Linked DNA regions of Mus musculus: region 1 is linked to region 2. Evidence: chromatin contacts called from ENCODE Hi-C or POLR2A ChIA-PET data. All regions are on one chromosome and are shown on one strand. Each heading gives the region's core, a stretch centred on a gene start or an enhancer-like site at or near the end of the contact. The rest is flanking DNA. Distances are from core to core; before and after follow the strand shown.

Evidence for each region. Hi-C counts contacts between places; a loop is a spot of excess contacts on that map. ChIA-PET counts read pairs that join two places held with the same protein, here RNA polymerase II (POLR2A).
Region 1: a loop to region 2 is called in a map of left cerebral cortex, with 2.0 times the contacts of the local background. The contact joins the promoter of Agap1 here to the promoter of C030007H22Rik in region 2. A Hi-C loop is called at or near these places in 2 of 37 maps with a recorded cell type or tissue (both left cerebral cortex). POLR2A ChIA-PET finds 5 or more read pairs at or near these places in 1 of 5 experiments (Patski).

Annotation. Positions count from the first base shown.
Region 1 is chr1:89,453,464-89,456,182 of GRCm38, forward strand. It overlaps Agap1 (ArfGAP with GTPase domain, ankyrin repeat and PH domain 1), which reads left to right and starts at 1,348. Exons shown (of 18, transcript NM_178119.3): 1 at 1,348-2,129. The coding sequence starts at 1,967.
Region 2 is chr1:89,404,832-89,407,531 of GRCm38, forward strand. C030007H22Rik (RIKEN cDNA C030007H22 gene) reads right to left here and starts at 1,302. Exons shown (of 3, transcript NR_040482.1): 1 at 1,203-1,302.

The DNA of each region.
Region 1 (2,719 bases), core at 98-2,597, 49 kb after region 2:
GTTGGATGTGATGAGGAGGGGACAGGTGGATAGGTCTGGGACAGAAAATTTAGTGTCATCAACCTCTATATGATATTCAAAGGCATAAGAGAGGCAAATAAAACAGGTCTAAGGTTGACTCCCAGCATCATCCATATTTAAACCTTAGAGAAGTACAAAGGAACCCCCAAAGAGATTGAGAAGCCAGATGTGAAGCAGGGGAGTCCTGGAACTATTTCACAAAGAGTTGGGGTTTCAAGGTGGAGTAGGGACGAACAGTAGAATGAACCCACATGCCAGCATCTCTATTAGTGTTTCTGCTAAGGACGAAGATAGAGGCAAGGCACAGAACAAGCCAGGGCCTCTGCTGTGTTAGGGACAAGGAAGGCTGAACAGTACACTGGCTTGAGGAACACTGGAACTCGGAAGAGTTCCAAGAACCAAGAGCTAGGCTGCCTGGGGCCCTGGGCTGCCCATTAGCTTGCATTTGAACCAGGTAAAGCCCAGGGCATTTGAATCAGGAATGTGGGCTGTTTATAAAACACCCCTGCATGGTGAGACAGTGCATAGACCCAGGACCTTTACGGCCTCGGACTCGTCCTGGATCCTTGGAAATCTACAACAATCTAATTCATTTGGAGTCGTTGGCATGAGCTCTCAGCTGCAGTGCGGTCTAGCTTCATGGGCTCCTGGACTGGGCTAAAGTGGGGTTAGTGTCGGGCGCTCGGAGGGCTGCGGCGTGGAGGTTACAACTCAGTTGTGCAACATTTTCGTGGAAAAGCCTAGAAGCCCCCGTGGAATTCCGTCTCACCTACCACCCCAGCCTCAGGTTTAGTTTATTGATGAAGCGTTGGACTCCCGTGTATCCCATGGGAAGGGAAGTAACTATCCTGCTGGGTTTAGAAAGGAGGCAGAAAGTTGCCAGACGGGGGGAGGGGACCCCGCGCGTCGCAGAGGTTCCTTAAGCGCTCAACTGGCAAACAAACAAAAGCGCGGGCGGGCGGGCGGGCTCGTGCGCCACCTTCCCCGTACAGAGGCGCGGGGGCTGGCACGGGGCAGTAGGGATAACCGAGAGGGACCAGGGCTCTCAGCTCGCAGATCCGCGGGCTGTAGCGGCATCCGGACGTCCCGCGGGGCCCGCCCAGTGCGCTGCGACGCGATCGCACAGCGCACCCCACGCGCGCGGGCCGGCCGGCGTGATGGACTACAAGTCCCAGCAAGCCCAGAGGCAGCGCGGGGCGGGGTCTGGCGCAATTCCCCGGGATCCGGCGCGCTGGGAAGCGCCGCCGAGGACGCAGCGGCGGCCGGAGGGCGGCGAGCGCAGGCGGGGGCGGGGCCGACGTGGGCCAGAGCCCTGCGTGCCAGGGAGGGGGCTGGCCGGGCAGCGGCGGGCGGCGCTCGGAGCGGTCTCCGCGGCTGGCAAGGCGCCTACAGCTCGGTCCCGGCTTGGCGGACGGCGCAGGGCAGCTGAGGGCCCCGGCCCGCGCGGTAGCGCGGCACTCACAAGCGCGCGGACCCAGCCGCAGCCGTGCGCCCGGAGCAGAGCGGCCACTGCCCGGGGGCCTCGGCCCCGGCGCTCGCAGCGCCGTGCTGCCTGCGCTTTAATGGCTGCTCGGCCGGCCGGCGTGTAGGGGTGCGGGCGGCTGCGGCGCGGGAAGGCGCCCGAGCGAGCCTCCTCCGCGGCCGGCCGCGCTCCATGGCGCCGCGGTCTTCCCGGACGGCCCGCTGACCCGGGACGCTGGTCCCTGCTATGAACTGAGCCCCTCTACTGCTTCATCCTCAGCGTTCTTTTCTTTTTCTTTTTCTTTTTCTTTTCTTTTCTTTCTTTCTTTCTTTCTTTCTTTCTTTCTTTTTTTTTTTTTTTGCGCCTCCTCGGCTCCGTGCTCCCCGGGGGCTGCGGCGCCCCGGGTCTCGGTGGCCCGCGGGGCTCCGGGGCGCGGGGCGGCGACGACGGGGGGCGCGCGGCTTTGGGCGCCGCGCCTGCACCATGAACTACCAGCAGCAGCTGGCCAACTCGGCTGCCATCCGGGCCGAGATCCAGCGCTTCGAGTCGGTCCACCCCAACATCTACTCCATCTACGAGCTGCTGGAGCGCGTGGAGGAGCCGGTGCTGCAGAACCAGATTCGGGAGCACGTCATCGCCATCGAAGGTGAGGGCCAGGCCGCCCGGGGCTTCTGGAAAGCGCGGGGGAGCGGGCGCCCCTGGCGCGGCGGGGTGTGTGCGCGCGTGTGTGCTTGCGTGTGTACACACGCGGCTGCCCGGCGGAGAGAGCACTGCGGTGCCTCTTGTCCCGCAAGGCCGGCCAGTCAGCCAGGGAAGATGGGTTGTCAGCGTTCATTTGATAATGGACAATGGAGTCTCTCCTGTGAGAAAGTGGCACGGTGCTGCTACGTCCGGGGCGGCCCGCAAGCCCCGTCCGGGCCCAGCAGACGCCTGGGGGCAGCTGCTTGGGATGGCGCCACTGGATCCCTGACAGGTTATCAGGCCCGGCCTGAGTGTCTTTCGTGGACGTTGAAGATGTGTTTTGAGAAGCGCTGCTGCTGGGGATGCTGTTCCGGCCAGCTTATTCAGTTGCTTCATGGCTGGCTACCCCCCCCCCCCTCCAGTTCGCGGATACAGGGGAGGTGGCACATGTAGGAAGCCAATGGGACCCAGGCAGTATCATGCCCCAGTGCTGATCGGACTGGCGTTGTACAAACGCTGGCCGTTTTGTACTAAAATCCTGAGGCAAATTATAAC
Region 2 (2,700 bases), core at 52-2,551:
TTCACCTGGAAGACAGCCATCTCTACTGACCCACATCTCCCTTCCAGCTCCCTGCACATTGGGAAAACCCCACTACTTTCAGAGAAATCTGTGAGCCGAGTAGTCAGGGGTCAACAATGTCTGTAAACTCCTGGCCAGTACCCCACTAGCAGGAAGGGTGTAGGACAATTCAAGTAAGGCTGAAGGTGATTTGGTGAATTGGGGACCAGTTAATGACAAAAGCTAAGCTTGCTACCCCTTACACCTGGTTTACACTTCCACATCATGGTCACAGCCAGCACAAATTAAAAAAACCAAAGTATAACTGTGTGAATAACTTAGTGTCCCATGTCTAGGCTCACAGGCTTCTGGGCTCCTTCAAAGGCCTGGGATTTTGTGGCAGAACTGGAGTTCCTGAAGAGAGCCCAGGAGAGGCTACTGGTGAACGCAGAGCCCAGTGACAGCAGAAGATCCCAGATTTCTGGAAATTCCAGTACCATGGGACAACCACCAAAACCAGCAACAGCAGTGGAGTGGAGGCAAACCAGAGCCTAGAAGACAAGCTGTGTGCGCTGCAGAGGGCGGAGCTTACGACCCATGACTATTTGAGTACCCTGTATAACTTGGTCCTTTGAGCTGTTACTGGAAGTTTTCCATCTCACACCAGTTTCTCTCTCAGAACAAGGCTGGAGTGGTGGAAAGATTCCCTTATGTCTTAGTCAGGGTTTCTATTGCTGTGACTGAACACCATGACCCAGAGCAACTTGGGGAGGAAAGGGTTTATTTGGCCTACACTTCCACATGGTAGTCCATCATGAAGGAAGTCAGGACAGGAACTCAAACAAGGCAGGAACCTGAAGGCAGGAGCTGATGCAGAGGTCATGAAGGAGTACTTCTTATTGGCTTGGTCCTCTGGCTTGCTCAGCCTGCATTCTTATAGAACTCAGGACTACCAGCCCAGGGGTAGCCTCACACACAATGGGCTGGGCCCTCCCCAATCAATCACTAATTAAGAAAAATGCCTTACAGCTGCATCTGATGAGAGATTTTTCTCAATGGAGATTCCCTCCTTTCCAGTGACTCTAGCTTGGACCAGGCTGACTAGCCAGAACACCATCTTTGGGGTCGCACATGGATGTGAGTCCCAGACCTGCAGTTAGTAGAGTAGGAGTAGGGGAAAAGTCATCACCCACCCCTTATTCCTTCTCTGTTGCTGTATTTACCTTGCAGGATGGTAGTGTCGTGTAGCCTGTCAATGCTTGCTTCTTGCCAGCATGCTTCACAGGGTCTCTGCTGCGTCTACTGCTCCCATGGCCTGACCCCTCTCATGGGGTTTCCAAAAGGCCAAACAGTGTCCTGATGCACCAACCCTGAACTTCCTCCTGGACGACTTCCAATCAGAAGGAGCGAACGCTCTCTTGCCCTTTGAGGGGAATGGTGCTGTCTTCCACCCATCCATCACCGCTCAGCAGATTCTATTAGAAACTTCAGTTCCTTGGCAACCACCTAGCAACAGAAGCCTCCCTGATTTTTTTTTATAAGGCTTTCCAAAAATTGTTTTCTAAAGGACTTTTATTCTTTCCCAACATTTTTGCCCTAAGGAAATAATTTCTCTTTATTGCTTTTCCTGATCACAAAAGTAATACAAACTTGCTTCAGAAAAGCAGAGCAATAAAGAGATACAGGAAGTGAAACCTCCTGGTGGACAGCATTCTCTCCCAGCACGCCCTTCACTAGCCAGGAAACTCTCCCAATTAACACTGCCAAATAGGTCATATGGAGGGAGGAGCCATTTGCTTTTGGACTCCTAGAATCGACATGGAGGATCCTAGCAAAACTTCCATGAGTCAGTGCACAAAGCACTTGCTATGCAACCTCGGAGACCTGAGTTTTATCCCTGAGAGCCACATAGAGGTGGAAGGAGAGAATCAATCCCACAAAGTTGCGCTCTGACCTCCACACACATGCCCTGACATAAATTTTCAGCATAATAAATAGAACAACGGTAACACCTTCTTTTCTTTCGATGGCATTTTCTACCTGTGTCTGCCCAAGTTGGAGGTTGTTGAGTTGCATTCTTGGTCTTTCATTTGTAGATATAAATGGTTCCTTCATCCTGAATTCCAACATTCGAAAATGTCATGGTTTGAATAATAATGCCCCTCTCCCCTCCCCACAGGCTCATGAGTTTGAATGCTTGGTCCTCAATTGGTGGAACTGTTTGGGAAGGATTAGAAGGTGTGTCCTTGCTGGTGGAGGTCTGTCACTGGAAGTGGGCTCTGGGTTTTCAAAAGCCCGTGCCATTCCTGCTTAGCTCTCTCTGCCTCGTGCTTATGAATTAAATGTGAACTCTTAGCTACTATTCCACCATCATGCCAGCCTGCCTGCTGCCGTGTTCCCCACCATGATGTTCATGGACTCTTACCCCCAAGAACCATGAACCCAAATTAAATGCTTTCTTTTATAAGTTGCCGAGGTCATGTCACTCTTCAAAGCAATATAAAAGTAATAAGACAGTATCTTAGTTTGGGTTTACTGCTGTGAAGAGACATCATGGCCAAGGCTACTCTTATAAAGGAAAACATTTAATTGGGGCTGGCTCACAGTTTCAGAGGTTTAGTCATGGTGGGAAGCATTGTGGCATGCAGGCAGACATGGTGCTAGAGAAGGAGCTGAGAGTTCAACATCCTGATCTGCAGGCAATCAGGAGGAGAGTCTCTT